Regions from separate parts of the Homo sapiens genome. Here region 1 is linked to region 2. A link is a loop called in an ENCODE intact Hi-C map of the cell type or tissue named here. Cell type or tissue: CD4-positive, alpha-beta T cell. All regions are shown on one strand. Each heading gives the region's core, and the rest is flanking DNA. Links, peaks and the distances in the headings are about the cores only.

What was found. Peaks named below come from ENCODE experiments on the same cell type or tissue, not always from the same donor. Only the 100,000 strongest peaks of a DNase experiment are listed, where the experiment ranks them.
Region 1: a loop joins it to region 2, with 9 times the contacts of the local background. A loop is called at or near these places in 59 of 110 quality-filtered maps.

What each region holds. Positions count from the first base shown.
Region 1 is chr14:55,204,554-55,220,938 of GRCh38, reverse strand. It overlaps LOC107984708 (a long non-coding RNA gene), which reads right to left. Exons shown (of 3, transcript XR_001750768.2): 2 at 13,843-13,966; 3 at 3,993-4,458. Among named protein-coding and RNA genes, the nearest start is that of DLGAP5, 21 kb to the right of the region's middle. In CD4-positive, alpha-beta T cell, for the core only: CTCF peaks have their summits at 7,460 and 7,690; a DNase peak (open chromatin) is centred at 7,658.
Region 2 is chr14:55,420,485-55,436,869 of GRCh38, reverse strand. TBPL2 (TATA-box binding protein like 2) reads left to right here. Exons shown (of 7, transcript NM_199047.3): 2 at 1-309; 3 at 936-1,023; 4 at 3,149-3,240; 5 at 7,896-8,063; 6 at 12,617-12,711. It also overlaps a transcript of FBXO34 not described here. Among named protein-coding and RNA genes, the nearest start is that of TBPL2, 12 kb to the left of the region's middle. In CD4-positive, alpha-beta T cell, for the core only: CTCF peaks have their summits at 6,343 and 6,570 (motif pointing right); a DNase peak (open chromatin) is centred at 6,559; H3K4me3 peaks cover 257 bases; H3K27ac peaks cover 228 bases.

The DNA of each region.
Region 1 (16,385 bases), core at 3,367-11,366, 220 kb after region 2:
AGAGAAATCAGACATTTGCATAAGGAGGTACGTTCAAAGCAGCATTGTTTTTACTAATAAAAAAGGAGAAATAATCTAAATGTTTATTAATTTTAGAATAGAAAAATAAATTCATAAAATGTAATAATATTCATTAGTTAAAATAAATAAACTCCATCTACATGTATCACCAAAGATAAGTTTTGAGGTCACGTTGAATAACAACGGTGAAGTCCAGAATGACAGGCAAAGTAGATGCAATTTATATAAATGTTAACATTTTACAAAAATATATTATTTAAAAATGTTAGGGTCAGCCATCGTGACTCACACCTGGAACCCCAGCACTTTGGGAAGTTGAAGCAGGAGGATCACTCGAGCCTAGATGTTTGAGACCAGCCTGGGCAACATGGTGAGACTCCATATCTACAAAAATAAAAATAATTAGCTGGGTGTGATGGTGTGCATCTGTAGTCCCAGCTACTTTGGAGGCTGAGGTGGGAGGATCCCTTGAGCCTGGGAGTCAAGGCTGCAGTGAGTCATGATGATGCCACTGCACTCCAGCTTGGATGACAGAGCAAGACCTTGTCTCAAGTAATAAATAATTCAAAATTTAAAAAACATGGATCTGTGGAAGAAGCATAAAACCATAGAAGTATTGGAGGACTTCAAATAGTTCATGAAAACAATGGAATTAAAATATAAAATAAAAAATATAAACTTTATTTCTCAACATAAGTTCCGTTAAGTTCAAAACACTTTTGTAAGAGATAATACTAGCCATTTAGTCCATCCCTAAAGAACTGAGGGTTCTGGAAATTTATGCAGTCTTTTTTACATTATTAACTGAAGAAAAACGGGTGCCCATTAAAGATTTTTTTTAAGATTAGGAAACAAAAAAAGTCAGAAAGAGCCAAGTGAGGACTGTGAGGTGGATGTCTAATGGTTTCCCATGGAAACAATGACAAGATTGCATTGTTTGAACGAGGAATGAGCAGGAGCATTGTTTTGGTGGAGAAAGACTCTCTGGTGAAGCTTTCCCAGCCATTTTTCTGCCAAAGCTTTCCTAACTTTCTGAAAATACTCTCACGATAAGCAGAAAGTCAACCAGCAAAATGCCTTGAGTATCCCCGCAAACTGTTACCATGACCTTTGCTCTTGACCAGTTCACTTTTGCTTTGTCTGGCCACTTCCACCTCTTGGTATCCATTGTTTTGATTGTGCTTTGTCTTCAGGATCATACTGCTAAAGCCATGTTTCATCTCCTGTTACAATTCTTCAAAGAAAGGCATGAGGATCTTGATCCCATTTACTTAAAATCTCCACTGAAAGCTCTGCTCTTGTCTGCAGCTGATCTGGGAGCAATGGTATTGGCACCCATCAAGTGGAAAGACTGCTCAACTTTAATTTTTCAGTCAGCATTGTGTATACTGAACCAATTGAGATGTCTGTGGTGTTGGTTTTTGTTTCTGTTGTTCATCACTGGTGCTCTTAAAGTATAATTTTTTCCTTGCAAATTGATGTGGATGGTCTGCCACTGCAAGCTTCATATTCAACACTGTCTCGTCCTTTCTTAAAATGATCTATCCAGTTGTAAACTGCTGATTTCTTTGGGACATTGTCCCCATAGTCTTTTCATAAAGCATCAGTGATTTAACCATTCTTCCACTCAAGCTTCACTTCACCATAAATATGATGTTTGTTTTTGCTTCAATTTTAGCAGAATTTATGTTGCTCCAAGAGGGGCTCTTTTCAAACTGATGTCTTATTCTTCTTAGTGTCTTAAACTAGATTCTGTTCAGACATGTTATGACAAGATAGTGTGAGTTTCCTTTGGTGCCAAAAAATTTTGAAATCCATTCTTATTTTTTTTCATAAAAGGCACTTTCCAAAAACTTTTTGAAGACCCTTCCTATAATGCTTAAGGTACTTGTCAAAACTGGAGGTGACTCACTTGTTTACACTAGGCCTATTTTGGGTCCTTTAAAAAAAAAAGTTGCTGGACATGGTGGCTCATGCCTATAATCCAAGCACTTCGGGAGGAGAACTGCTTGAGCCCAGGAGTTTGAGATCAGCCTGGGCATCAGGGTGAGACCCTAGCTCTAAACAAACAAACAAACAAACAAAACTTTAACAGAAAAAAAAAGCAATGAGGTAGAAGTTTCAGCATACCAAATAACTGGAGACCATTCAAAAGGTTTTGAGATCAGCCTGGGCATCAGGGTGAGACACTAGCTCTAAACAAACAAACAAACAAAACTTTAATAGAAAAGAAAAAGCAATGAGGTAGAAGTTTCAGCATACCAAATAACTGGAGACCATTCAAAAGGCTTGTGGGTTTTTTAAAAACTGTTTTAAAATTCATTCTTCAAAAATGTTCAGACATGACCACGTTGGTTTCATCACAGTGCTTATGAAGTTTCTTCATTTTTCATGTGTCCAAGCAGGCCTGAACACCCCCAACTCCCTCAACCATGACCTTTTACAGAAGCAGACATGGAGGGCTTTGATGCCAACTAATATATGCTTCAAAGTGGACAGAAAGAGATACTATGACCTTAAAAAAATAACCTCTTCTGAGGTTGAAATAAATTATAATGATGCCATCTGATCATAACTCAGTGACCTCATTTGAGGAAAGTTTGATGGGCAGATTCTTCTCTGTTCTTTATTAGCAACATCTGTCAAGAGGCTCGCACAGTTTGAGAATAGCTTCTCACACCTGGCTAATTTTTGTATTTTTTAGTAAAGATGGGGTTTCACCATGTTGGCCAGGCTGGTCTTGAACTCCTGACCTTAGATGATCCTCCCACCTCAGCCTCCCAAAGTGCTGGGATTACAGGCATAAGCCACTGCACCTGGCCCCATTTGTTATTTCTGTCTTTTTAACATTTTCTTTTTTTTTTTCCTGAAAGACAAAGGAAAATATTTAAATAGTTCATGTGAGGGGTATTTGAGGGGTATAAAGGGTTTCCAAAAACACAGGCACATTTCCTTCAGGATGCTAGTTATTCTGGGGAGGGGTGGAAAGGAATGGAATTGGAGAGGGTATGAAAGAACTTCAGTTGTATCTGCAACATTTTTTCTTTTAAAAAAAACGCTGAAGCAAATATTACAAAATGACAACATGTTAAAACTAGGTAGTGGCTGTATGAGTGCTCATTATATAATCCTCTCCTGTTTTTTCTCTACTTAGAACATTTAATAGAAAAAGAAATTCAGAAATAAATTACCAAAAAGACAAACAACAAAACTGAAAAGAATATTCAAAATACGTATGAGAAAAGAATCTATTTTCTTAATATATAAAGACAAATAAATGAGGAAAAGATAAATGACCCAACAGAAAAATCAACTAAGGATATGAATAAAAAATTTACATTAAAATAGTTAATGAAGTTATAAAATAGCCTAAATATGTATGTGTCGCTCCATGTATGTCTCCACGTGTATATATATATATGCACTCACTAAACAAATGCAAATCAAGAAAACAATACTGCTTTTCATTATCGTACTGGCAAACTTTTCTGAAGTTTATCAAACACAGTTTTACCAGCACTAGGAAACGTAGCCTCATGTTTCTGAAAAGAGTATAAATTGCTGTAATAATTCTGGAGGCCAAAAATTTTAAGTGCACATTCTCTTTGAGCACTTTCACTTTTAGGATTTTTTTTTCCTTTTATAGCTGCACAAGTGCACAAAGATATACGTATAAAGGTAATGTTTGTCAAAGTAAAAAATTGAGGAAAAACTAAATTTCTATCAAAGGAAGAGATTAAATTGATGATACATCTAATTTATAGAATTGTATGCAACTATAAAGAAAAAGTGGTAGATCTATATGTTGACAAAGGAAGATGCCCATAATACAACATAAGTTTAAAAGAGCAAGTGGTGGAACTATATATTTAATACAATCCTATTTGCATTAAAAGGCATACATTAGATACATGTTTGCAAACATATGTCTGTAAGAAACAGTGATTATCTCTAGGAGATGAAACCGGAGGTTGAGAATAGGAAAGAAATCTTTTATTTCCTCCTAGACTTTTATTACACCAGATCTTTATGCTGCAAATGACAGAAAACTGAAGCCGCCCTAAGAAATGAATGAATTTATTGGCTCAATTTCAATGAATTCTGTGAGTAGTTTCAGGTTCCTCTTGAATCAGAGCTGCCCAATGTCACTAGGATGCTTCTTCTGGGTGTTGAGTTCATCCTTTGCACATGTGAATGATTCTCTCTGGGGGTGTCTGACAGCCTTGGTTACCTTGATGGCTCCACTCAAGTTAGCTATATGGCGACTATTACCAAGCTTTACCACCTTGCAAAGCTCAAAGGCAAGAATGAATGCCTCTCTTTTCCAGAAGTCTTTATTTATTGGCTCTCAGGCATTCATCAGTTCTTACTGGATTATACGACCATTCTTGAATCAATCTTCATCAATGGTAGTGATTGATTTGTGGTCAATTTCACCTAAACCAAATAACAGAATGGAGTCTGGATGGTTTCCCAAAAGAAGGTGGGATGCTATGCAACAAACAACAGATATTCACTGTTGCTAGATAATGCTTTACCAAGTGCATCACACACACACACACACACACACACACACACACACACACACGTTACAGTCTTCTAGGGCCTAGATTCTGAGCTCCATAGGAAGGGACTGTGTCGGTATCATACATTATCCTGTCCTTTGGGCCTAAGTCAGTTCCTGGTACATGATCAGGAGAATACATGTATTAGCAGAAGAAAAACAAAACAACCTACCTTGCAACTTCACTTCTAAGCATTGGCTACAAATTACAAAAAAAATTAGTTATAGAAAAGTATCATCAAGACTATCATCTACAATATCTTCATCCAAAGTAAATAGAAGAGAGGCTGATGCAGTGAGAGAGTTTTTTTTTAAGGAGAAACACTGATGGCTCTTTCAAACATTTGCTTTTTGTTGATATAAATTATTCAATGCATCATGGAGATTCATTACTATGAACTACTGCAATAATGGTTGAACTCAGCAAATTCTTTTTTTTTTTTTTTTTTGAGATGAAGTTTCGCTGTTGTTGCCCAGGCTGGAGCGCAATGGCACAATCTCAGCTCACCGCAACCTCCGCCCCCCGAGTTCAAGCGATTCTTCTACCTCAGCCTCCCAAGTAGCTGGGATTACAGCCATGCGCCACCACACCCTGCTAATTTTGTATTTTAGTAGAGACAGGGTTTCTCCATGTTGGTCAGGCTGGTCTCGAACTCCTGACCTCAGGTGATCTGCCTGCCTCGGCCTCTCAAAGTGCTGGGATTACAGGCATGAGCCACCACACCTGGCCAGCAAATTCATTTACACAATTATTCAGATAGGAACTTAGGGTCAGGCTAATTTACTTAAAGATTTTTCTTCCTTCTCTTCCCTTTCCCTGAGCCTCCTCTGGGTACTCCTTACACTGGGCCACCATGAACTGCTTCTGCTTGTGCAACTTGCCATATAACTAGGGTCACCAGATAAAATACAGGATGCCCAGTAACATGTGAATTTCAGGTAAACAATGATTTGTTTTTTATTATAAGTATGTCTCAGATATTGCATGAGGATATGCTTATACTAGAAACTTGTTCTTTATCTGAAGTTAACATTCAACTCACAACCCTGAATATTTATTAACTGTAGTTCTGTATTTTTATTTGCTAAATCTGGCAACCTTACACATAATTCTAAGGGCCTATGACAATTTTTAGTTGGCTAAAGGGTAATACCACGGACTTTCCAGACTACAAAATACCTGACTGTTGGAATTTTACTTTTAGATCTGCCTCTTTTATACTTAAAGAGCAATTATAAAGTAAGACCCCGTGTAACCACCACTCAAGTTAAGAAATATGTATATTTTTATTTTATTTTATTTTTATTTTTTTTTTTTTGAGACAGAGTCTCACTCTGTCACCCAGGCTGGAGTGCAGTGGCATGATCTCGGCTCACTGCAACCTCCGCCTCCTCAGTTCAAGCGATTCTTCTGCCTCAGCCTCCCAAGTAGCTGGGACTACAGGCATGTACTACCATGCCCAGCTAATTTTTGTATATTTAGTAGAGACGGGGTTTCACCATATTGGCCAGGCTGTTCTCGAACTCCTGACCTTGTGATCCACCTGCCTTGGCCTCCCAAAGTACTGGGATTACAGGCATGAGCCACCGCGCCAGGCCAGAAATATAGCAATAGAAGGACTATGCGAGTACCTTAGAAGCCATCTGTGTTCCTCTCCTCGGATGGCATCATTCTCCTTCCCCTTAAGGGGTAACCACTATCCTGACTTTTATGATAATCATTCTGTCTGGTGTTTCTTTAGGCTTGCCACCTATATATGCATCCATAAACAATATAGTTCATTTTGACTATTTTTGAACTTTATACAAAAGTTTCTATGTAAGTGATCTTTGTGACTTGTTTCTTTCACCCAACACTGTGTTTATAAAACGTGTCCTTTTTTTTTGAGACGTGGTTTCACTCTGTTGCGCAGGCTGGAGTACTGCAGTATGATTACCGCTTACTGCAGCCTCAACCTCCCAGGCTCAAGTGATCCTACTATCTCAACCTGCAGAGTAGCTGGAACCACAGGCACATGCCACCACACCTGGCTAATTTTTTTTTTTTTTTTTAGAGACAGGGTCTCACTAGGTTGCCCAGGGTGGTCTTAAACTCCTGGGCTCAAGCAATCCTCCCACCTCAGCCACCCAAAGTGTTGGGATTACATGCATGGGCTACCGTGCCTGGCAGTTTATCCATGTCAATGCATGCAGCTGTGGTTCTTTAATTCTTCTTTTGTATAAAAATGTTCCAATATGTGATTGTGCCCATAATTTATTCATCCATTGTACTGTTATGCGCTGATGGTACAGTTTTAACTTAAACTGACAATTTTTTAATGTTTTAAATGTATAGAAATGAGCCCAAATAACTATATCATGTGTAAAATGGGAATAATAAAAGAAAAAATAAAATAATAAAATAACTATCATAAAATAGTTTCATACTATGCAGGAAAATTGCTAATATTTAGTACTCTCTAAAATCTGTTGTTATTGTTTTCATTAATAGGGAAAAATTTAAGATGGCTTATATAAAATGGTTCTCATTTATAGTCATTTAATTTTTTTTTTTTTTTTTTTTTTTTTTTTTGAGACAGAGTCTTGCTCTGTCGCCCAGGCTGGACTGCAATGGCATGATCTCGGCTCACTGCAACCTCTGCCTCCCGGGTTCAAGCGATCCTAGTGCCTCAGCCTACTGACTAGCTGGGATTACAGGCACGCGCCACCACGTCCGGCTAATTTTTGTATTTTTAGTGGAGACGGGGTTTCACCATGTTGGCCAGGCTGGTCTCAAACTCCTGACTCAAGTGATCCGCCCGCTTCGGCCTCCCAAAGTGCTGGGATTGCAGGAGTGAACCACTGTGCCCAGCCTAAATTTTTTTATTGTTGTGCAACATACAAATAATAAAATGAACAAATAAAAATACAGCTTTATGAATTTTTACATATACACCTATGTAATCACCACCCAGATAAAAATGTAGAACATTTCCAGCACCCTCTTAAGATGACTGTCTTACGACGCTTTATTTCCTGTTGCTACCTACTAGAAAGCTGACTGCCTACATTTTTGAACACATGTCTAATACTGGGCCGCATGATGTTGGTTTCTGGGCTTTTGGGTGCCACCATATGGTAAGCCTGCTGTACTGCAATTGATTTCCAAAATAAAAAGTAATAATACAGATTCTGATGTGGTTAACAATGAAAACAGAGGACCTAATATTTCTACTAAAAAAGAAAAAGACTTATCTTCCAAAAGGATAATTTAAGATCATGTACATAATGACATTACATGTTTACAGTTAAATTGATTCTATAATTTTCTACTTGTATATTTAGCATATAAAGAAAAAAATGATTGCAGCCTGGCATTGACATGAGAATACTGATAGAGGCAGGAGGCAGAGAACTCTCCTAGGCAGATAGGGGAGGGTCCCTGGAGAACCCCCGACCCGCCAAGCTCATTGTGCACAGAAGGCTTGCCCAAACATGCCCGCAATGAAAAATTCCGTCCCTTAACACATGCGCAGTAAGGAAATAAATCAATGTGGAGTGGCTCAGACTAAGGACCCGCACGCGCACTGGAAAGATGGGGTGGAGCCAACCAAGAATTGATGCCCTATGCAAATAGGGAACCCAGCCCCATCAGCGGATATAGAAGCCCTTGTGTTCAACTATGAAGGAAGACAACCAGCAACCTGCTTTCAGGACCGCTCTTTTTGCTGAGATCATTCCTTTTCGCTTAATAAATTCTATTCCACTCACTCTTTGATGTTCCCGTGCCTAATTTTTCCTGGTCATGAGACAATAACTCGGATCTAGCTGAGCTAAGGAGTAAAAAATCCTACATCAATATGAATTTTATTTAAACACAGGATTTTTGTAAAAGTCATGGTGTTCAAGCCCAGCAGGCCAACTTTAATCTCTGAAATATGGCACAATCCAATGGTAATAAAGGCACAACATATTTCTTAAACATTGGAAAGGTCAATGTTGATTCTTTGTGTAAGACTTTCCCCAAAAAGATATTATTCGGATTCAGTCTTGAAAAAGAGTAAGTGTGTGTAAGGCAACAAGAGGGAGGAATGACTCTTCAAGTAGAATGAACATCATGAGAAAGGTATGGGGAATGGAAACTTGACTTGTCCATAAGCAGACAGAAAGAAGCTCAATGTGGTTAGAACATGGCCAACAGGAGAGTAACTACTAGGAAATAAAGCTTCAGAGGAAGATGGAGTCCAGATTACTACCGGCTTTCCATGAGCTGGAATTTGGGTATCACTCTGAAGGGCAGATAAAAGGGGTCCTTATCTGAAGGGCAGATAAGAAGGAGTTGGTCAAAAGCAATGGTGAAAACTGTTCTTGGTGTCTTTTTTAAAACGTGAAATCACTACTTTGTATCTGTTTAGAATAGACAGTATTGTTGTCTTTTGTAGCACTGGGTACCATCTGTCAGTGTTATTTTCCTTTCTGCTTTGTGAAGAGAATGGGGTAGTTAAATAGCTTCAGAAATCCAGGAGTATCTTATTATTCTGTTTTAGACACAGCTTCAGCACTGGGTTTGCATCTCCATTTATATGTCATGGTCTACTATACAACAGCCTATGTTAATTTTCCTTGCATTTTAGGTTGGCAGATATTTCAAGTATTATTAGCCACTAGCTGTAAAATGTCTTGAGGCTGGTAATGTATAGAAAGCATGAGAATAGGCCTGATGGGCTCGCTCATGCCTGTAGCCCCATCACTCTGGGAGGCCAAGGTAGGTGGATTGCCCGAGCTCAGGAGTTCAAGATCAGCCTGGGCAACATGGCAAAACCCCGAAAAAAATAAAAGGGAGAAAGAAAGGAAGAAAGGAGGAAAGAGAAAGAAAGAAAGAAAGAAAGAAAGAAAGAAAGAAAGAAAGAAAGAAAGAAAGAAAGAAAGAATAAAATTACATGCAACTAGTTTATTCAAATCTTTGAACTTACTGGTATATTTTCATTATAAACTGTATTCTGACTATAAATTACTGTAATTCCCTTTAGAATTATGGCAATCTATAACAGCTACATAACAATAACAATATATCTTAAATTGTACACTGGATTTTTTTTTTTTTTTTTTTGAGACGGAGTCTTGCTGTGTAGCCCAGGCTGGAGTACAGTGGCGCGATCTCAGCTCACTGCAAGCTCTGCCTCCTGGGTTCACACCATTCTCCTGCCTCAGCCTCCCGAGTAGCTGGGACTACAGGCGCCCGCCACCACGCCCACCTAATTTTTTGTATTTTTAGTACAGATGTGGTTTCACCATGTTAGTCAGGATGGTCTCGATCTCCTGATCTCGTGATCCACCCACCTCGGCCTCCCAAAGTGCTGGGATTACAGGCATGAGCCACCGCGCCTGGCTGTATGCTGAAATTTTTTAATGCTCATTGGGGATACATTATTCAAATACGTCTTTCCAGTATTTTACATTTTCAGGATAGGGAAAAAAGAGAACCCAAGCATTGATAGCTTAATGAATATATATATATATATATATATATATATATATTCATTATATATATATATATTCATTATATATATATTCATTATATATATATTCACTATATATATATTATATATATTCATTATATATATTCATTATATATATATTCATTATATATATATTCATTATATATATATTCATTATATATATTCATTATATATATATTCATTATATATATTCATTATATATATATTCATTATATATATTCATTATATATATATTCATTATATATATTCATTATATATATATTCATTATATATATATATTCATTATATATATATATATATTCATTATATATATATATACATATAAATAAATTTTTTTTTCTTTGAGATGGAGTTTCGCTCTTTTGCCCAGGCTGGAGTACAATGGTGCGATGTCAGCTCACTGCAATGTCCACCTCCCCAGTTTAAGCGATTCTTCTGCCTCAGCCTCCCAAGTAGCTGGGACTACAGGTGCATGCCACCACTCCTGGCCAATTTTTTGTATTTTTTTTTTTTTAGTAGAGACAGTGTTTCACCGTGTTAGCCAGGATGGTCTCAATCTCCTGACCTCATGATCCACCCTCTTTGGCCTCCCAAAGTGCTGAGATTACAGATGTGCGCCACCGTGCCCCGCCAGCTTAATGAATACTAAGGAAAATTATAAAAAGGAATAAATGATTTAGTGTGCACATATAATGCATGTTGAAGACCCAGAGAGGGAAGAAATAAATGGATGGGCCACTAAATTAAGTTTTATTCCTATAGATGCAGAGCTTATTATTAAGAATCTCTCATAGGAAAGGTTCTAGGTCAAGCTGCAGTAGACTGTACACACATGATTAATTCTATACCTCCCACGGAAACGTCAAGACAGTTTTTTGTTTGTTGATTTGTTTTGCTGTTTCTCCAAAATTTTATTTTAATTTAAATTACAGGATCAGCCAGATATTCTGGTAAGAAATTCACTTTTCCTCAGGAGAAAGAAAATGCTTTCATGGCATTGTTAACAAATGTATACATCTCCACTTTTTTAAGCGTTAAAAGTCACATTAAATAACCAAGACAATTTTTTTTAAAAGCACAGACACATAACAGTGGAAAACAATTAGAGTATCATCAATATATCAGAAATGTTGATAACTATGTGGAAAGAAAAACACAGATAGGTTTGAATTTCCAGAAAAATCAAAAGAGAAAAAATTGCATCTCAGAACACCAAAGACAAGCCAGGTTCTTTCCAAGAAAGCCTCAGATAAGCTCCAGGTTCAGCATCAGCAAATTCAAAGGGAGAAGTGGGCTATAAGAGAATTGGGGCCTGAGAGAAAAATGAAAGCCAGACTTAGAATAATTGCAGAATCTGGGCCAAAAAAAAAAAGAAAGAAAGAATTAAACTAGAGGCCAGGCACAGTGGCTCACATCCGTAATCCCAGCACTTTGGGAGGCCAAGGCAGGCGGATCACTTGAGGTCAGGAATTCAAGACCAGCCTGGCCAACATGGTGAAACCCTGTCTCTACTAAAAATACAAGAAATTAGCCAGGCATGGTGGTGCGGGCCTGTAGTCCCAGCTACTCAGGAGGCTGAGGCGCAAGAATCGTTTGAATCCGGAGGCAGAGGTTGCAGTGAGCTGAGATTGCGCCACTGCACTCCAGCCTGGGCAACAGAGGGAGACTCCATCTCAAAAAAAAAAAAAAAAAAAAAAAAAAAAAAAAAAAAAAAGAAAGGAAAAAAGAAAAAAGCATTAAACTAGATAGTCACAATGAAGTTATAACATCTATACACCGGCCAGGCGCGGTGGCTCACGCCTGTAATCCCAACACTTTGGGAGGCTGAGGCGGGCGGATCACAACGTCAGGAGATCGAGACCATCCTGGCTAACACGGTGAAACTCCTTCTCTACTAAAAATACAAAAAATTAGGCGGGCGTGGTGGTGGGTGCCTGTAGTCCCAGCTACTCGGGAGGCTGAGGCAGGAGAATGGCGTCAACCCGGGAGGCGGAGCTTGCAGTGAGCTGAGATCGCGCCACTGCACTCTAGCCTGAGCGACAGAGCAAGACTCCGTCTCAAAAAAAAAAAAAAAATCTATACACCAAATAACAGCATCAACACTCAGAGCAAAAACTGTAGGAGTTACAAGGAGAACTAGAAATACCCTAGAGGTAGACTTCAATTAACCCCCCTTAATCAATGTTACAGCAGTGGACAAAAAGTAGGTGAGAATATAGGAAAAAAAAGAGTAATATCTTCAAAGGTCTAAGGAAAAAATTTTTGGAACTCAGCATTATTATTAACTAAGCATGAGGACAAGACAAAGACATTTCGGAAGTAAAAAAAGATACCATTTAAGCTCCCGATATGAAAAAGCATGACTTGAGGAAGTTCTTCAGTGCAAAAGAAGGAATCTAAGGTATCAGGTTATGCGATTATGCTGGCAGCTAAGTAGAACCAGAAACGAAGGAAAGATTTCAGCAGCAAAGTTTTAATGTCATAAGATTAAGTTTCCTTCTAGCTTAGTCCAATCACGATATTTGTTTATAGTGAATAATACTTATGCAATCATATTATCATAAGTGCTATCTACTGATTTTCAATTTCAGGTATAACAATACCCAAAGCTCAGGATATTTAATAATTATATTAAAGAATCGCATGTAAAATCTCAACAAATTCAAGTGTGCAAGAAATACCACCTTATTTTTTATACTTCAACTTAATTTCTGCATCTAGGAAATGTCCTCTTTCTCCCCATACCTCCCTCATAGGTCCTGCTTGATGGGAAATGTAATCACAGACATTCCTGGGGTTACTCTGCCCTCCCTTGGTCTGGTCAATGGCACACAGTTACAAAAGCATCAGAGAAAAGGGAGACCCTCCCATCATGAGTGATCTCTGTACCCAGGTAACAGAGCCTCAACGAATGATTGTTTCCCATGCTGCAAATCTTTGCTCTTTTGGGACTTTTGTGGCCCTATGTGAGGCATGAGAGTCTTAGCTAAGCTTGGGAACCCTGTACTAGGGTCCTTCCTTCCCCAGATATCTAACACATCTAACCCTTCTGAGCCTCCTCCTTGGAGCTCCACCATGGAGCAATGTTTGAATCCTGTATACCTTTTCACCACCACCCACCCTCATGGAATCTCTAGGGGAGAAGCCTCTCCCCACCTCCTGTATCTCCCAGTCACCACGCTGCTTCCCTTCAATCCTGCACTTCTCAGTGAATTTAGTTTTACAGAAAACAAAATCCAGGAAAAATTGCACAGACTAATTCCACTTTCCTCCCTGTCCCATACCTACCTGATATGATAAAATTCAGAGGCTGTTACTTGCTTGAATGGAGAAGTGGAAAGGGAGAAATACAAATATCATAAATATTATTCAGACACATATTAATATAACTAAAAAAATTGAGAAGCAGATGGAAGAGAAGTAGAAAGAAAGTATTTTTATCTTTCATTGTGGTTATTCAATCCATATTAAATTTGATAAATAAAGAATTAAACATTTTAACACATTGTTTAAAGTGAATAAAGCAACATTTAAACATTTAAATACATTGTTTAAAGTGAATAAAGCAACATTTAAACATTTAAATACATTGTTTAAAGTGAATAAAGCCACATACAATGGCTCACATCTGTAATCCCAGCACTTTGGGAGGCTGAGGCAGGATTGCTGGGGCCAGGAGTTTGAGACCAGCCCAGGCAACATAGTAAGACTCTGTCTCTACGAAAAAATTAAAAATTAGCTGGGTGTGGTGGTACGCACCTGTAGTCCCAGCTACTTAGGAGGTTGAGTTGGAAGGATCACTTGAGCCCAGGAGTTTGAAGCTGCAGTGAGCCATGGTTGTGCCACTGCACTTCAGCCTGGGTGACGAAGCAAGACCCTGTCTCTGAAAAAAAAAAAGAAGAAGAAGAAGAAGAAAAATATAAACTACAAATAAGCCCAGAGGTGGAGGGGTAGGTAGGTCATGATAAATTCTTAATCTTTCATAGTAGAAAATCAATAGATTTTGCGTAAACTTGATAAATCTTGAAGTAGGTAAGTATGGTTAAACTAAAAGCAGAAACTTAGCAGGGGTGATTTCTGGGAAGTGAATTAAGGATTGGGGAGGAGATAGTTGAGCAGAGGAGGGAGATTTTATTTTTCACTTCAAGTTTTTTATCCTTATCTTGATATTATGCAAATGTAATACTTTTCTAACAACAGTTAGTTTAATTAAAAATAAATAACACTACCTCCTTTTCAACACACTACCTCATAAATATTTATAAGATATAGTTAATAAACATTTCATGTTAAAATATGCCCACGGGCAGTAGATCTTGGCTTTCGTGAAACAGAGTAGCAAACATAAGAAGCCATGTTTGCTTGCCAGCATAATTTTGCAGTCACCCTGACTCTGTTAAAAATGCAGCTCTCCAAAGAATGCCTTAAAGATGATAAATGGGATACAGCACATAGCTCCCCAGTCTCTTGCCTGAGATACTACACTCCTTAAAAGATAAATGACCTTGGTCCTTGCCTTTTCTGACACATAAGACAAAGCCTGCCAAGGTGTTGCAAGATTATGCCCCTGCAAACTGGAACCAAAGGTACTCTTGCATTCAAGCTTTACTGCAATTTTTTTTACACTGTATTTTTACTGCTTGTATAAAAACTGAACTGAAGTGCTGCATTGGAGTAGTATGACAGACATTCTCTAGGAAACTCTCCCGGGTTATAATCCTCAGTGAGACTTCTGAATAAAACTGACTGTAACTCTTTAAAGGTCTGATTTGTCTTAATTTTACAATTTTAAAATTTACTATTAAATTCCTTTCCATAATGTAAGCATCTGCTAAAATGTTCACATTTTAAATAAATCCTTAACTTTATACAGATGAACAAGTAATTTACCCAAGAAGAAACACTTGGAAAATAACTAGAAGGAAACAGTAACAAAAAATAACTAGTGACAAAGCAACATATATATTATTTTGTCACTCTTTTTTTTTTTTTTTTTTTTGAGACAGGGCCTCACTCTGTCATTCATGCTGGATCACTGCAGCCTCAATCTCCTGGGCTCAAGTGATTCTCCCTCCAGCAAAACTGGCTAAATTTTAATTTTCATAGAGATGGGGTCTCACTACATTGCCCAGACTGGTCTTGAACTCCTGGGCTCAAGTGATCCTCCTGCCTCAGCCTCCCAAGGTTCTGTGATTACAAGTATGAGCCACTGTACCTGGCCTGATGAAGCAATAGTAACGAGCACGATTTTTTTCAGAAAATGAAATTATTCAAACCTTTCATTATCAGAATCACAAAAATAATCATGTCATTTGATCTAGTAAAACTATTTTTAGGAATATATTCCAGGCTGGGCACAGTGGTTCATACCTATAATCCCAGCATTTTTGGATGTCAAGGTGGGAAGATCACTTGAGCCCAGGAGTTTGAGACCAGTCTGGGCAACATAGTGAGACCCCATCTCTATAGAATTTTTTTTTTTAATTAGCCAGGAGTGGTGGCACTTGCCCATGGTCTCCGCTACTCAGGAGGGCTGAGGTGGGAGGATCACTTGAGCCCAGAGGTTTGAGGCTGCAGTGAGCTATGATTGCACCACTGCACTCAGCCCAGATAAGAGAGTGAGACCCTGTCTTGAAAATAATAACAATAATATATTCCAACATTTTGCTAAAATAAATCACAGTTCCTATATGTAATCTCTATTAATGTATATTACATGTAATCTAAACTTTATGTAGCAAATTTGCGTAAATCATAAATCTTGAATAAAAGAATGTATAAGATACTATAATCATTAATCACATAGGCCTAGCAGACTTATGGCAGGATAAATTTCATCCCTAGCTCTCATTCTTCTCCCTTGTAAAATATTTACTTATCCATTGAATACTAGTTATGTTCCAGAGAAATGTATCTTCAGTTATCTATATTAGATACCAAACTTCCATCTGTAATATTAACTGTGCTCTCTCATTTCCCCACTCCGTTGGTGTTCTTTTTTATCTTTCTTTTGTGCAAATGTTTCCCTCTTTTTTTTTTTTTGAGACAGAGAGTCTCACTCTGTTGCCCAGGCTGGAGTGCAGTGGCATGATCTCAGCTCACTGCAATCTCTGCCTCCTGGGTTCAAGTGATTCTCCTGCCTCAGCCTCTGGAGTAGCTGAGATTACAGGCGTGTGCCAACACACCTAATTTTTGTGTTTTTTGTAGAGACGGGTTTTCACCATGTTGGCCAGGATGGTCTCAAACTCCTGACCTCAAGTGATCCTCCCACCTCAGCCTCTCAAATGCTGGGATTACAGGCA
Region 2 (16,385 bases), core at 2,752-10,751:
CTTCCTACCAGATGAAGTTACCCAGGAAAATAAAGACCAGCCTGTCATTAGCAAACACGAAACTGAAGAAAATTCTGAAAGCCAAAGTCCACAAAGTAGGTTGCCATCACCCAGCGAACAGGACGTTGGGCTGGGCTTAAACAGCAGCAGTTTGTCAAATTCCCATTCACAGCTGCACCCTGGTGATACTGACTCAGTCCAGCCCTCTCCTGAGAAACCAAACTCCGACTCCTTGTCTCTGGCATCCATAACTCCCATGACACCAATGACCCCTATTTCAGAATGTTGTGGAATTGTACCTCAACTACAGTAAGTTTTTATTTTTGTTTTAATTGAGCACATTGGGTACACATTTTATATTCCTGAATGCGATGACAACTAATTTCAGGATAATAGTAGGGAAGAGAATTTCAGATTTCATAATTCTTTGTTTTATCAGTTCTAAATGGATTGTGGCTTTAGACAGTTTGATTATCTGTAAGGCAAAGCACTAATTCTTGACCTCTAAGGTGGGCGGAGGGGACTTAAAGATTAATAGATGCATTCTTGAAGGATTGTATTGTTTATACTACAGCACTGTAGTTGCTGAAAATTGTGGGTAGGGTTGGATAAACACCAAGGATATAAAGATGTAAAATTGAGTTTGATTTGCAAATTGATTCAGAATTGTAATTTCTATTTTGAGGCATTGTTTTGAAAAAAGATCTAAAACTTAATTTTAGCAGCTAGTCATGAAATTTTAGGAAAGGCTCTTTAGCACTTCACTTTGGGATTTTACACTTAACTAGGAATCATGTCATGTATTTCACATTTGGAATAATTCTCCCCCTAGGAAATTGCTAAGGTATAACCTAAGAAATGAGAAAATAAGTTGTCTTTTTTTTTTTTTACTCTTTATATCTGATATAAGTTTCTAAACTGACTTATTTCTTCAGGAATATAGTTTCCACTGTAAACCTGGCCTGTAAGTTGGATCTGAAGAAAATAGCTTTGCATGCAAAAAATGCAGAATATAACCCAAAGGTAACATTTCTCAGTATTCCTTCCAATAATTAGCTTCTCTTTAGATTTACTTTTCTTAATATGATCATGATATTGACTAATTCCTCTGTTTTTTCTTAAAAAATTGTTACTGAAAAAGCTTTTGGCAACTCAGGGTTAATATCTGTTTTGAGTTATAAAAAATAATCTCATTCTTTATGCTGAATAAAGCAGTAATTGAGCAGTTCCTTAAAGATAAGCTCTCTCCCTTGTCATTCAAAAATATTTTTTAGTATGATTATAATTTTTCACTTAGGCTGGGCACGGTGGCTCACTCCTGTAATCCCAGCACTTTGGGAGGCTGAGGCAGGTGGATCACGAGGTCAGGAGTTTGAGACCAGCCTGACCAACATGGTGAAATCCCGTCTCTACTAAAAATACAAAAATTAGCTGGATGTTGTGGCGGGTGCCTGTAATCCCAGCTACTCAGGAGGTTGAGGCAGGAGAATCACTTGAACCCAGGAGGCAGAGGTTGCAGTGAGCCAAGATCATGCCATTACATTCCAGCCTGGGTAACAGCGAGACTCCGTCTCCAAAAAAAAAAAAAAAATTTCACCTGACTATTGGGATGCTAACTATCTTAAAATGCCATCAAATTTCTGGAAATAATTTTTGCCAAATGTTGTCTCAGCTACCTGACACTTATGTATCTTTCCATTACAATTCCTCTTATCTGAGAAGGCTAAACTGCTTAAAGTATAAAGTTCAAGCTCCTATTTACTAATGTAAGATTCAGGGATTTTTTTTTTCGTCCTCCTCAAAGTTTAATAAAATCTATTCTTTCTTGTATCCTGCCAAGGCCAGGCATCCTGTTTTCAATGGCTTGTTTACCTAGGGTAATTGGGTTTGTCAATCCTATCAACTTTTAACGATTTGCCAGGCTCTGTACTTAGGAGTACAAAGATGAGTAAGACCTGCTTCCTACTGGGAAAAAGTTCACTGGCTTAGGTGGTGGAGGATTTATGGAATTAGATGAAAAAAGGTCACATTCGTAGGAACCCAGAGACCTTGCAGGCATCAACTATTATTTGTTTTTGCTGTTGCCCTAGTATTGTTGCTGACATCTGAATTTAAATGTTACCTCGATGTTACCCGAATACAATAAAGCTTTCCTTTTGATATTTCATACAGCTGACAATGGTGAGGACAGACACAAAGATGAGCTAAGATCCTCACAGCTGCAGCTGTGATCACATTATTGAACAATCAGCATTTTAGGCAACTTTTATTGTCCACCATCCTCAGCACACCTCTCATTTTGGACGAGGGGTAGGGGTGGGCAGGGCTGGGGATGAGTGTATAGGATCTCTCTGAACTTGTGCTTGACACCCAGAGAAATTCTGGCTTGGCCCTTAAGCTAGCACCCACCCCAGTTTCCTTCCTAGCTTAACCGGGGAGAGGAGTTGGGGTGAAGAGACTATCTGTGTAGGAGCAGGCCATTTGATGACACGTCCATGTGGCAGGCCAGAGGTTCCCTACCCTCACGAGTGTCAGCCTCACCTGCAGGGCTTGCTGATGCTGCTGGTCTTGAATGACACTTTGAGAACTATAAGAGGCAAGAACCTTGACATCAACTTTCTGTCATTCATCTTTAGCATGCCTATCATACAGACTCTTCTGCATTTTGGTCATTTTTCAGTACATTCTGAAGTCTTGGTGAGCCTTTAACATACTTATTTTTTTCCCAAAAGATTCTTCAAAAGAAAAAGGAAGTGTGTCAAAGTAAAAAGCAGAGAATCTGATTAGTGTGGGTTTTGAATCTTAACTTTACCACTTCCTGTGTAATATTGGAGGTTATATTGCTACTTGTTTTCCCTGAGCACTAAATGAGGATAATAAACACAAGTTCATCCTATCATGAGAATAAATAGGAACTGAAACATAACAGGCATTCAAATTTAAGAGTTACTGATATTATTTTTACCTGTTAATAAGTACATTTTAGAATCATCATTATTTTTGTTAACCTTAATGTAGGGAGAAAAGACCCAGACATTTAGTTTTCCCATCCAATCTGTTTGAGATTTTCATATTCAGCTCGGCTTTTTCAACTGGGATAATGTTAACTCCTAGCAGAGGCTAATTCTCTTTTGGTTTCTGGGTATAGAGGTTTGCTGCTGTCATAATGAGGATCCGAGAGCCCAGGACAACAGCCCTTATATTTAGCTCTGGGAAGATGGTCTGCACGGGAGCCAAAAGGTATGAGGAATCATCCCTCCACCCCTACCAGAGAAACAATTTAGTATGTAAAACAAGGAAGCATAGAATTAATGTGCTAAAGCACATAGTAGAAGCAAAATGCCTTTCTTTGCTGAAGACTTTATTCAATGAAATGCCACATTTTGGGTTAAAAACACTCCTATAAATACTGACTTGGGCCAGGCATGGTGGCTCACATCTGTAATCCCAGCACTTTGGGAGGCCTAAGCAGGAGGATCGCTTGAGCCCAGGAGTTTGAGACCAGCCTGGGCAACACAGTGAGACTCCATCTCTGTTAAAAAAAAAAAAAAAAAAAAAAAGAGAAATCTAAAAAGTAGCTGGATGTGGTGGTGCATGCCTCTAGTCCTAGCTACTTGGGAAGCTGAGGTGGGAGGATCACCTGAGCCCATGAGTTTGAGGCTGCAATGAGCTATGATCATACCACTGCAGTCCAGTCTGAGTTACAGAGCAAGACCCTGTCTCTATTAAAAAAAATAATAAAATACTGACATATCCCCATTTTACAGTTTCCCCTATTAAACCGAGGGGACTTAACTGCGCTGCTACAACTTGTTTCTAAGGTGAATTTTTTTTAAGTTACAGTAATGATGAAGTGTGTTATAAGTCTGGGGAAGTAGTTATTGTGGATTTTCCTCATTGCAGATAAATGGATAGAACTTTCTAAAGGAGCTCAATTAGACATTCCTTGAGCATTAGCTTGCATTAGCTCAGGAGGCATCCCTTAAAAATCTCATCTCTCCTGGATCTCACGCAGAGGAAGCCCTGTGTTGATGGGTATTCTTTCACCATAACTCTGTAGTGGCAGAGCCTGTTTTCTCCTGTAGGTGTTAAAAGATAAGAAGCAAATTCTCCTCCTGAAAAGTTGTGCCAATTTCTCGCTCTATAAATGTACTAAGTGTTCATTTTATCCTGTGGACACTGGGTGTCGATATTCTTTTTATATTTGCTAAATTGATTGACAAAAAGTTACATTGTTTTACATTTCTTTGATTTACTAGTGAGATTAAATAACTTTTTAGAAGTGCAGAAATTGCTATGTCATTTGCTCAGTTATCTATGGAGAGATTTATCTTTTGTTTTTGTTTTGTTAACTATTTTCACCATTTTATACTGTAAATATTTTTTCTCAGATTACTGTTTATGGTATTTTATGGTGTTTTTTTTGTTGTTTGTTTATTTGTTGTTTTTTTTTTTCTGAGACACGGTCTCACTGTGTTATCCAGGATGGAGTGCAGTGGTGTGATCTGGGCTCACTGCAACCTCCACCTCCCGGGCTGGAGCCATCCTTCCAGCTCGGCCTCTTAAGTAGCTGGGACCACAGGTATGCACCACCAGGCCTGGCTAATTTTTTTTTTTTTTTTTTGTAGAGACGGGGGTTTCCCCATATTGCCCAGGCTGGTCTCGAACTCCTGGGCTCAAGTAGTCCTCCCACCTTGGTCTCCCAAAGTGCTGGGATTACAGGCGTGAGCTACTACATCTGGCCTATGGTGGGTTTTTTAAAAAACACAAATTTTGAAGGGTATACTCATTTTATCCCATTTTTTTCTTTGTTTTCTACATTTGGCTTTGCCCTTAAGGCATTTGTGCACAGTATTATACAAATATTGACTTTCATATATTTTTTGGTCTTTTTCAGGTCCTGCTTTGTGATAGGAAAAGGATAGCTGGTATTTTGATTCACTTAGAGCTTTCTCTAGATGGAAATGTTCTATATCTGCACTGTTTAATGCAATGATATAGCCACTAGTCAGATGTGGCTACTGAGCACTTGAAATACAGCTAATACAACTGAGGGACTGAATTTATATTAATTGGACAGAGCAGATCTAGAATTTTGTTTCAATGTAAGATAATTATTTTTCCCAAATGATCAGTCGGTACTCAGATACATTTATTGAAGGATCCATTGTTACTACATTTCCCCCAATCTGTTTTTACATATTAAGTTCTTCACATGTGTCTGAGTACATTGCTGGACTTTCTCTTATGTTGATCCCAGGAATCTCCATTTTAAAGTGATTATTGGACAGTTGTGCAAGATGTCTGTAATAATGTTCATTTCAGCAATAGAACAGGGAAAACCTAATTAATAATAGGGTTTCAATTTGAAGTCATAAAGTAAAATTGTATTAGCCATATAGTACACATACTGAGCTGAAAGGATGGTCACATTGTATTAAGTTGGATTGCAGAGGGAGAAGTAAGCAGCTAAATGGTGTTTGTTATCCAACTTTCATTGTAAAATATGCTCATGTTACACATATTACACACATTCATGAGTGTCTTTTCTTATCTGAATTTATTCCTAAAATCTGATAGTGAAAGTTTGGATAATGAGTTCAGATAATAAGAGATACTTTTTATCCAAATATATTTGGTTTTGAAGTTTTGGATAGTGAGTTGTGAGAATTTAGTTAATAAGAGGTGCCAGTATTATCTCCACATTTTATCCAAACCTATTCTCTTTTGTTGTAACAGCAAGAGTATGAGGGATACCTGTGTTTGCGTAGGAAAAGTGCAGAAGATCAAATTTAGGTAGTTAACACCAGTATGGGTGAGATTTTAAGATTTTTAAACTACTTTCTAATGTTTGTACAATGAACATGTATATAGACTTTCAACTATTAGTTGTTTCAATAGAAACTTCTGTGTCCTTAGAATATCACAGCTGATATCCCAAGAAACTACAGGACTATGCAAACTTGAACAAATTTGAACTTATTTACATTACGGGAAATGTAATAGATTAGTTAGGCAAAATGTAGTTCAAAATGGAAACAGTTTATTTTACTGCTAACCTGGGGACATGGCCTTGCTAAGGACATTTCAAGAGTGAGAAGTGGGTGAAGAGAGCCAAGGGCAGTGCTGTGCAGCTGTAGTCAATCTAGTGAGTAGATACCAGATCAACAGATGGCCATGTGCAGTGGCTCACACCTGTAACCTCAGTACTTGGGGAGGCTGAGGTTGGGAGGGTCACTTGAGTCCTGGAGTTTGAGCCCAGCCTGGGCAAGACAGCAAGACCCTGTCTCTATAAAAATTTAGGCAGGTGTGGTGGTGCATGCCCCTGCAGGCTACTTAGGAGGCTGAGGCAGGAGGATCACTTAAGGCCAGAAGTTCAAGGCTGCAGTGAGCTATGATCATGCCACTGCACTCCAGCCTGGGTAACAGAGCAAAAACCCAATCTCTTTTTTTTTTTTTTTTTTTTTTTTTAAAGTGGGTGAGGAGAATCAACATTAAATGAGGTGACACATGTATGTAGTAACGAATACCCAAGAGGGGGCAGTGTTGGTGAAGGATCTGGATAAGAGAATCAAACACTTGCTTTAGTCCAGGCAAACAAGTTCAAACTGGCTTTTCTTTCAGGTGTTTCTGATTTACAGCCTAAAAATAGGGCCAAACCCATGAGGGGGGTGGAATTCACCTGATTCACCCTGCAGGTGTTGCTACCTACTGTTTTGTTTTGTCACTAACAGTTGAAAAATACCTAAGGAGAAATGAAGCCTCACCTCTCAGGACTCCACAGGCTCTGCTATGAATTTAGGGGTGCAGCAGGACAGACACTTAAAGGACATAGCCACAGAGTAGGACAAATTCCTGTCCTTCTTGTGTTGAGTTTGAATTGAATTGAAGATTGGGTGAGAAAGCCGAGCAAAACAAGGGGGGTTTTGAGGTATTTTCATGTGGTTGTTTTGGACAGTGTGTCCAATAAAGACTCAAGAACTGATACCTTGTCTGTGCCACTCAATCAGCACATATCTTACCTCCTTATATGCGATTTTTTTTTGTATGCATGTGTCCTTATTTTTTCTTGTTGTTTTCTTTTTTTTTTTTTTTTTTTTTTTGAGACGGAGTTTCACTCTTGTTGCCTAGGCTGGAGTGCAATGGCGCGATCTCAGCTCACTGCAACCTCTGCCTCCCAGGTTCAAGTGATTCTCCTGCCTCAGCCTCCTGAGTAGCTGGGATTACAGGTGCCCGCCACCATGTCCAGCTAATTTTTTTGTATTTTTAGTAGAGACAGCGTTTCATCATGTTGGCCAGGCCGGTCTCGAGCTACTGTCCTCAGGTGAGCTGCCTGCCTCAGCCTCCCAAAGTGCTGGGATTACAGGCGTGAGCCACTGTGCCCAGCCATTGTTCTCTTCTAAATGGGACATACTTTGAGACTGGATGAATGGTTCCCAAACTGCAGTGAGCAGCACAGTTACCTAGAGGGCTTGTTAAAAGACAGATTGCTCGGCCCCACCCCCAGAGTTTCTGCATGTCTGAGGTGGAACCTGGGACTTTGCATTTCTAACAAGTTCCCAGGTGAAGCTGCTGGTCTGGGGACACACTTTGCGAATCCTTGGAATCGTTTTAGCAAATAACACCCAAGTAAAAGTAAAAGTACTTCATATATGAAAGGTGACAAATGAAGACAAAAATTTATGATTCTGTTCAACAGCTGTACAATTTTACAAGACCTTTTATAAGGTGCTAGGGACGAAAGTATGGGAAGTAAGTCCTCCTCACAAAGCCTACAGCTTCATAGTATACATTGAAAGATAAACGTGGTACAAATGGTAACAATCCAATACAACACCAGTAGTTGAGAGGATGTAGCGATTAAGACATCTTTAAACATATTTGCCCCTCCCCAGTGAAGAGCAGTCTCGACTTGCAGCAAGAAAATATGCTCGTGTGGTGCAGAAGCTTGGGTTCCCTGCCAGATTCCTCGATTTTAAAATTCAGAACATGGTTGGAAGCTGTGATGTGAGATTTCCCATCAGGCTGGAAGGTTTGGTGCTAACCCATCAGCAGTTCAGTAGGTATGACGGTTATATAGCTTGAACTTTGAATTTACCAAGATATTTAAGTTACATTATGGGTTGCTTACGTAAAGTATCTTTCAGAGAAATTGTGATTAAAAAAAAAAAGGCGGGGGACACAATAGTGAAAAGATTAAGATGCTATGCCTGAGTTCTCATAGGTTACCACATGTGCCCAGTCTTTTGAAACCATGGTTCTTAAACTTACATTGCTTAGCAATCACTTAGCTTATTAAAGCACACATCTCTGGCTGGGTTTCTTCACCAGAGATTTTGCTAGAATTTGTGTTTCTAAAAAGCTCAAAGGTGATGACAGTGCTACTGGTCAGAGGCCCACACATTGAGATCCAGTAATCTACAGATTTGTAAGCATACAAACGTAGCTTGGCAATGACACTGGCAAGATAAGGCATGTGTTGGGAGGCCGAGGCAGGCGGATCACGAGGTCAGGAGATCGAGACCATCCTGGCTAACACGGTGAAACCCTGTCTCTACTAAAAATACAAAAAATTAGCCGGGCGTGGCAGCGGGCGCCTGTAGTCCCAGCTACTCGGGAGGCTGAGGCAGAAGAATGGCCAGAACCCAGGAGGTGGAGCTTGCAGTGAGCCGACCTCGCGCCACTGGACTCCAGCCTGGGCGACAGAGCGAGACTCCGTCTCAAAAAAAAAAAAAAAAAAAAAAAAAAAAGATAAGGCATGTGAAATGGACTAGGCCGGTAGGAAGGGGCTTGACAGCTGGTGAGGGGAGAATGGATTGGGGAGAAGATGAAAAAAGAATGCTGTAGCACGTTCTATGAAAGCAATCCTGGGAGGCTGAGGCAGGAGAATGGCGTGAACCCGGGAGACGGAGCTTGCAGTGAGAGATCGCGCCACTGCACTCCAGCCCGGGCCACAGCCAGACTCCGTCTCAAAAAAAAAAAAAAAAAAGCAATCCTAACTAGTTTGTCCCCTATCTGTGTGTGTGTGTGTGTGTGTATATAGCTGCAGCCCGCAACACAATGTTGCCTGTAGTATATTCCTTTTCCTAGGGAATATCTCTAGCCTTCCTGACTTCAGACTTCCCGTCTCAACAGCTAGTGCTCCTCCCCCGCCCCCAGCCGTTTTGGTGGCTCTCCCATCCCAGGCCCTCAGAGAGCAGGGATGGAGGGTGACTCATGGACACCAAACCCCTTGACTCACCAAGATATACACCTGGGCTAGGGCACTTGGCCTGGGTTAATCACAGATGCTCTTAAATTCTCTTGGCCAAGCTGGAACTGAAGTTCTTTCATTCCAACGCCTTATCTTCTCTTGGCCATCGAATGATTATCCCGTCAATAGAGTAGATAGGGATCATATTGCTGTGCTTTCCCTAACATTTGTTAGCTTTCCTTTCAGATATGATCTGAATGGAAGTTAAAAATTCCTTTTTCTTCTAAAATATTTTCATTCATTCTGAGATTCAGCTTTTATGATATGCTTATTTTTCTTTTGACATGTTTATTTTTCTCTTGATTATGTTTTCTTTTTTCTTCAGTTTTTTCACTGTATGCTATTGAATGCCTAAATATACCCCATTTTTTAAAAATCTGAGCTCCCTATAAAGTCCTCCCATTCCCCCATGTAAGACATGTTGCCTCTTTAGGTATCTTTCTTCCTTCAATCTTGGCATAATTTGCAGATTTCCTAATAAAGCCTGTTTCTAAGAGTCTCCCAGTGCTTAAGTTGTCTTATCTTCCAGACTCTCAAGTCACGAGCCTCCAGCCTATCTTTCTCTGAATCGGCTTAGTGTACATCTGCAAGAGCTCTGCCCGAACTCTAAGGTTGTGTCTACATTAGACTTAGCATTCCCTTCTGGCCATTCAGGGCTCGAAAATGATGTGTGTGGTTCTTCCCAAGTGTCCATTCATTTCTTTTTCACCAGCATCTTCCTTGCAGAGCAGATCTAAGTCTAGAATAGGTGCCCCTTGTTATTACTACCAGCTTCTGGAAGGGTTGCCAGTAAGGCGCAGTGAGAATACATCAGACGGAGTGGGCCCATCCCTGTTCTATCTTCCTCCTGGGACAGTTTTATGATCTCAGTCATCTTTTCTTTTCTTTTCTTTTTTTTTTTTTAATCTGGCCAGGAAGCTTGCTTTGTATTCCCACAACTTTCTATTTCTAGTCTCATTCTTGCCTCCCCCTCATCCTCTCCATTCGGCTGTCAGCCTCAGGTTATGGATTACAACTCCAGAGTGTGTATTCTTGACACTGGGAACATTAAAAACACCTCTTAGAAGATTTGAATTTTTAACATGAGGCCTCTCTAATTGTCTGTAGCTCTGTGGGGAACCATGCTACATAATCAGTTATAATTATCAGGCCAAATTTGCCTTGTGTTAAACCCCTAAGGTCATTCAGTTTCCCAGGTTCTGCAAATTTGTATGTCAACATTTAATAATACAAGTATCTCCTTTTGTTACCAGGCACTTTCTCTGGTAATCTTTCTATGACATAATCATTTCCACAGTTGTCAATGAGAATTTTTCCCTCTTTATTTTATTTATTTATTTTTTTTTTTTGAGATGGAGTTTTGCTCTTTTGCCCAGGCTGGAGTGAAGTGGCATGATTTCAGCTCACTGCAACCTCCACCCCCCAGGGTTCAAGTGATTCTCCTGCCTCAGCCTCCTGAGTAGCTGGTATTATAGGCACCCACCACCACACCCGGCTAATTTTTGTATTTTTAGTAGAGACGAGGTTTTACCATATTGGCCAGGCTGGTCTTGAACTCCTGACCTCAGGCGATCCACCCACCTCGACTTCCCAAGTACTAGGATTACAGGTGTGAGCCACCGCACCCGGCCCCCTCTTTAATTTTTAATTCAAAGGTATCCTGATATAAATACTTGCTATATGAATAAGATCTAGGTGACTACCATGTAGCAGATGCTAGGATGATAATGGCAAGCAATATAGCTATAGTCCCTTGCCCACATAGAGATCACTGTCTAAAAGAAAAGATGGACAAGTCAATGACAGTAATGAAACATGGTGACTGTGAAGGTAAGGCCCTTCAGGGGCTATGAGACCATAAAGCAGGGTCTTTAATGTAATTGGGGGTGGGTAGAGATCAAGGAAGATTTTCTTGGGGAAGTAACATTTAAAATGAGACTTGAAGGATGGGTCAAAGTTGGGTTGGCCAAGAAATTGGCAGGTGTTCGATATTCTCAATCTTTGTGAAATGTTCTCCATCCCTAACCAAAACCACTCTCTTTCTCTGCCTCAGCCTTCTTTTGGAATGAGGCAGAGAATAAATAAAATGAAGTATATTCCTAATTGGGAGCACATTATACTGGTAATCTTAAAACCATGGTTCTAAAAGCTAAATGCAGTTCAATATCATTTACATACCAAAGTTTTTGTTTTCTCTTTTCTAAGTCTTAAAATTTAGCTGGAAGATCAAATGGAAATCTTCTTTTTGTGTCTCCAGCCTTCATTTTCTTGGCCTGGATCTCATAGCCCTGGAGGGTTTTTCAGGGCTCCCCCTAGTGTCATGGTCTCCCCAGTGTTGGGAAGTGGTTAGTGGGAGAAAGTCTTGACAGGCTCCCTGCAGTAAGACAGAGTGATGTTCCAGAAGACAGTTCCACCCACAATGACCTCCTATACTTGAGATGGGCAAGACTCACTTCAAGATGCGCCTTTCTGGAGCCAGTAAAAGGTTCCACATCTGCTGTTGTTTTTGGGTCTTGTTCATTGCTGAACTGAATGGAGCTTTTCCATGCAGTCTGGATTCACCCTTTAAGTGCAAAGATGCTAGTGTTCCATTGCTTGGATGTCTTTTTTTCTTATATTTCTTGTCCATTAGCCACTGCTTTGAGAATAGTTTTATTCACCTCCTCTCACTTCCTGACTTCTTTTTGGTAGGTTCCTCAAGCCTTTCTAAGAATCTGCCCTCCTCTCCAGGCTGGAGTGTGGAGAAGAAGCTCTTAAGTGCTATCATCTTTCGCTCCATGGAGTGGCCAGCTTATATTTAGTAGTAAATATGAGTTACTATTTATAGCAACAAATCCTGAATTGTAAAAACTCGGGATAATTGGATTTTCTTTATTTATATAGCACCTGTTCAAATACAAATAGCAGTGGCCTAGAAATATTTTTAGGTTCTATCTGCTAAAAATGTTAACTTCAGCAGTTCGTAAAAGCATACAAAATATGTTTATTATTGGAGAATTTGGAAACCCAGAAAAACATGATTATGTATTCTTATTAACAGACTTTTTTGAAAAGATAGAGGATGTTTAACCAACAAGCTCTCAATACACTAAATCAGATGCCCTAAGTTACCTTGATTTCTAATAACCATCCAGGATAGCTTGCACTTGTGTTATGACCCAAAATTAATTATGTTCCTAACTTCCATAAGATATTACCTAGGACACTCAAGACTCTTCATCAAGATAGTTAAAAAGTTTTTGATAAAATAGCTAACTTATTTACAACTGCTTTAATATGCACTTTAATATACTGGGCCTTACATGTTATGGGAAAGGAGCTGAATAGTGCTATTTTTAACATTTTCCTTTTACATCTTAACAGTTACGAGCCTGAACTGTTTCCTGGTCTTATTTATAGAATGGTAAAACCACGAATTGTGTTGCTTATCTTTGTATCTGGAAAAGTTGTGTTGACAGGTAAGTGCTAAGATTATTTTCTGACTCATAAAATGTAATTGCTATGCATGTGCTTTGCTTATTCTTTTAAATACCTTTGTTCACCATGGTAAAGTAATTCTTGTTATACAGAATACCTGGAATGAAAAATAAGAAAGGAATAACATCACCCATAGGTCCCAGTACCTAAAACAACATTTTTTTCATGTTTTTATGTCATTTTATTAAGTATTTCATCTTTACATCCTGATTTTTTTACAGAATTATCCATGATAACATATATGGCTTAAACTTACTGTTACAAACTCTTCATAAAGGCTTTTAATGGCCACACAAGGTCCTAACACAGGGGTTAACAAACTCTTTTCTGGAAAGGGCCAAATACTAAATATTTTAAGCTTTGTGAGCCACAGGGTCTGTCACAATTACTGAGCACTGCCATCGTAGTGTGAAAGCAGCTCTGAATGTTACATTATATAAAGGAATGGGCTCTGAAATGTGAATTTCATATCGTGACATAATTTATGTGTGTTATGTAATATTTTTTCCCCAACTGCTGAAAAAGATAAAAACCATTCTTAGCTCATAGGCTAACAAAATCAGGCAGCAGGATGGCTTTAGCCAGCAGACCTACCTTTGCTGAACCCATTCTAACATGTTATTGAATCAAACGTATTGTCCCATTGCTAGATAGGTAAATGTTCCTTCTTTGTTTGCTACTTATGAAGGGCAGACATTTGGCTGCTTTTACCTGTAGACAATTATGATATTAGTGTGGACACTCAGAAATGGGACTTTCGTTTAAGGCTATGTCCATTTTGTTCTTAGAACAAATCGCCCAATTGTTTTAAAGGGATATATGACATAGTTCTGTATCACATGGTCTTAAATGCAATGTATCTAAATATCTTTTACCAAATGCTTGGCAGCATTCCAAACAAAATGGTACCAAAGAAAACTTTAACTGTATATGTAAAAATTATCTCACTACTTTAACCCCACCGGTAATCAGAGACAGAAATCGACCATTTTTCAACACATCCAATAAATAGCATTTTGTCTCTTGTAAATAATATGTACATGACATAACTTATCCTTTTGTCTACTTAGCTTGTATTTTCTCGGGATTTGAGTTTACTATAATACTATTAAAGACAAATTATTCTTTGCTATATTTGTTATTTTTTCCTGTTGGCTTTTTTTTAAATAATTTTTGCATAAATAGCACTTTTTAAAACTACTTGAGGGAATGGTTCAGACTCTTTTCTATGTCATTCTACAGAAGGTTGCTATATATATTGTTGTTTGTTTGTTTGTTTTTGTTTTTGAGACAGAGTCTCACTCTGTTGCCCAGGCTGGACTATGGCGGCGCGATCTCAGCTCACTGCAACCTCCACCTCCAGCGTTCAAGTGATTCTCCTGCCTCGGCCTCCTGAGTAGCTGAGACTACAGGCACATGCCACCATGCCCAGCTAATGTTTTGTATTTTTCGAAGAGATGGGGTTTTGCCAAATTGGCTAGGCTGGTCTCGAACCTCTGGCCTCAAGTGATCTACCTGCCTTGGCCTCTCAAAGTGCTGGGACTACAGGTGTGAGCCACTGTGCCCCACCTACAGAAAGTTGCTATTTTATGACCGGGCGCGGTGGCTCACGCCTGTAATCCTAGCACTTCGGGAGGCCGAGGCAGGCGAATTATGAGGTCAGGAGTTCAAGATGAGCCTGGCCAACATGGTGAAACCCTGTCTCTACTAAAAATACAAAAAAAAAATTAGCTGGGCATAGTGGCAAGCGCCTGTAATCCCAGCTACTCAGGAGGCTGAGGCAGGAGAATCGCTTGAACCTAGGAGGTGGAGGTTGCAGTGAGCTGAGATCGCGTAGTCTACTTTTGTCTTTTTATACATTTCACTCTCCTCTACCATAATGAATGCCAAGTTTATGTGGCCTGAGCCAAACTGATCTCCATGCCCCAGTCCCAAATAGCTAGCCAACCAACTTAACGCTACATATCTTCTCATTAATTTTGGATGACTCCTTTTGACCTTTCTTTTACATATGTGGCTGTTCTTCGGTTCTGCCTTTGCTCTAGGTTTATCCTATTATAATCCTATTGCCTTTATCTTATTGTAGCTTTAATACTCATGGTATATCTAATAAGGCCAATTTCCCCTCATTACTTTAATTTTTATATTTCTTAGCCTCTCTTAAATGTATATTCCTCCAAACTAGAATTTTATAAAATCTTGCCTCATCTAAAAAAATTGAGACTTTTATATTACCTGAATTCAGAAAAGTTGATTAAGTCATAACTCAGCATCCAGCAAAATGACATGTCTGTTTTAAGTGTTCTTTTATAACTCTGAGTTGTATAGTTTGCTTTTCTTTAAGAAATAATTAATGTGTCTTCAAAGAGGGGAAAGTTTCTGGGTATGGTGGCTCACGCCTGTAATCCCAGCACTTTGGGAAATTGAGGCAAGCAGATCACATGAGGCCAGGAATTCAAGACCAGCCTTGCCAACATGGTGAAACCCCATCTCTACTGAAAATACAAAATTAGCTGGGCATGGTGGCAGGCACCTGTGACCCCAGCTACTTGGGAGGCTGAGGCAGGAGAATCACTTGAACCTGGGAGGCAGAGGCTGCAGTGAGCCAAGTTCGCGCCACTGCACTCCAGCCTGGGTGACAGAGTGAGACTTCATCTTAATTAAAAAATTAAAAACAAAGTGGGGAAAGCTTGTTTGGAATCCAAGAACGTTTTGAATGCAGCAAAACTACAATTCCTCAGATGGCACTAATTTAGAGTCTGGAGTAATTAAGACCCCCTAGTGACTGACATAAAGTTTACCTCTACATGTCCTAGAGGAAGTGAGAAAAGCCTGCCAATAAAATTGAATAGTGTAGATATCAGAGGCAAATACATACCCTACTTAGGGAAACACACTTTCAAGTCCTTTGGAAGGAAACTTTCATAAGTGCCATGTATCATTACAAATAAATCTTATTAAAAGTGCAAATTGCCAAATACAGGCAAAGTTCCTATTATAGATTTCTTTAAATGCCCTTAATTCAGATCAGCTTTCCCACCTACCCCAAATTTCTTTTTTCTTTTTTTTTTTTTTTTTTGAGACAGATTCTCACTCTTTTGCCCAGGCTGCAGTGCAGTGGTGCGATCTCGGCTCACTGCAACCTCCGCCTCCCGGGTTCACGCCATTCTCCTGCCTCAGCCTCCCCAGTAGCTGGGACTACAGGCACCTGCCACTATGCCCAGCTAATTTTTTTTGTATTTTTAGTAGAGACGGGGTTTCACCGTGTTGGCCAGGATGGTCTCGATCTCCTGACCTCGTGATCCACCCGCCTCGGCCACCCAAAGTGCTGGGATTACAGGAGTGAGCCACCGCACCCAACCCCCAAATTTCTTTTAAAAAGCTTTCATTTACACATTTGCCAGTTTCAAATCACAGAAGTAAAGGATTGTTACTAAATACTGAAGACTATACAGTACACTTCCCTTAAAATTTCTAAGTATACAGAATAGGCAAATTTAAATTTCTTGCAAGACATGGACTTTTCTGGAGGTGAGGATTAAATACATTAACTGAAATCCAAATTCTGCTTATACTGTGAAGTAAAAGTTAATCCATGACTTACTACTGAAATGATAAATAATTATCATCTCTTGGCGTTTTACCTGTTCATGCT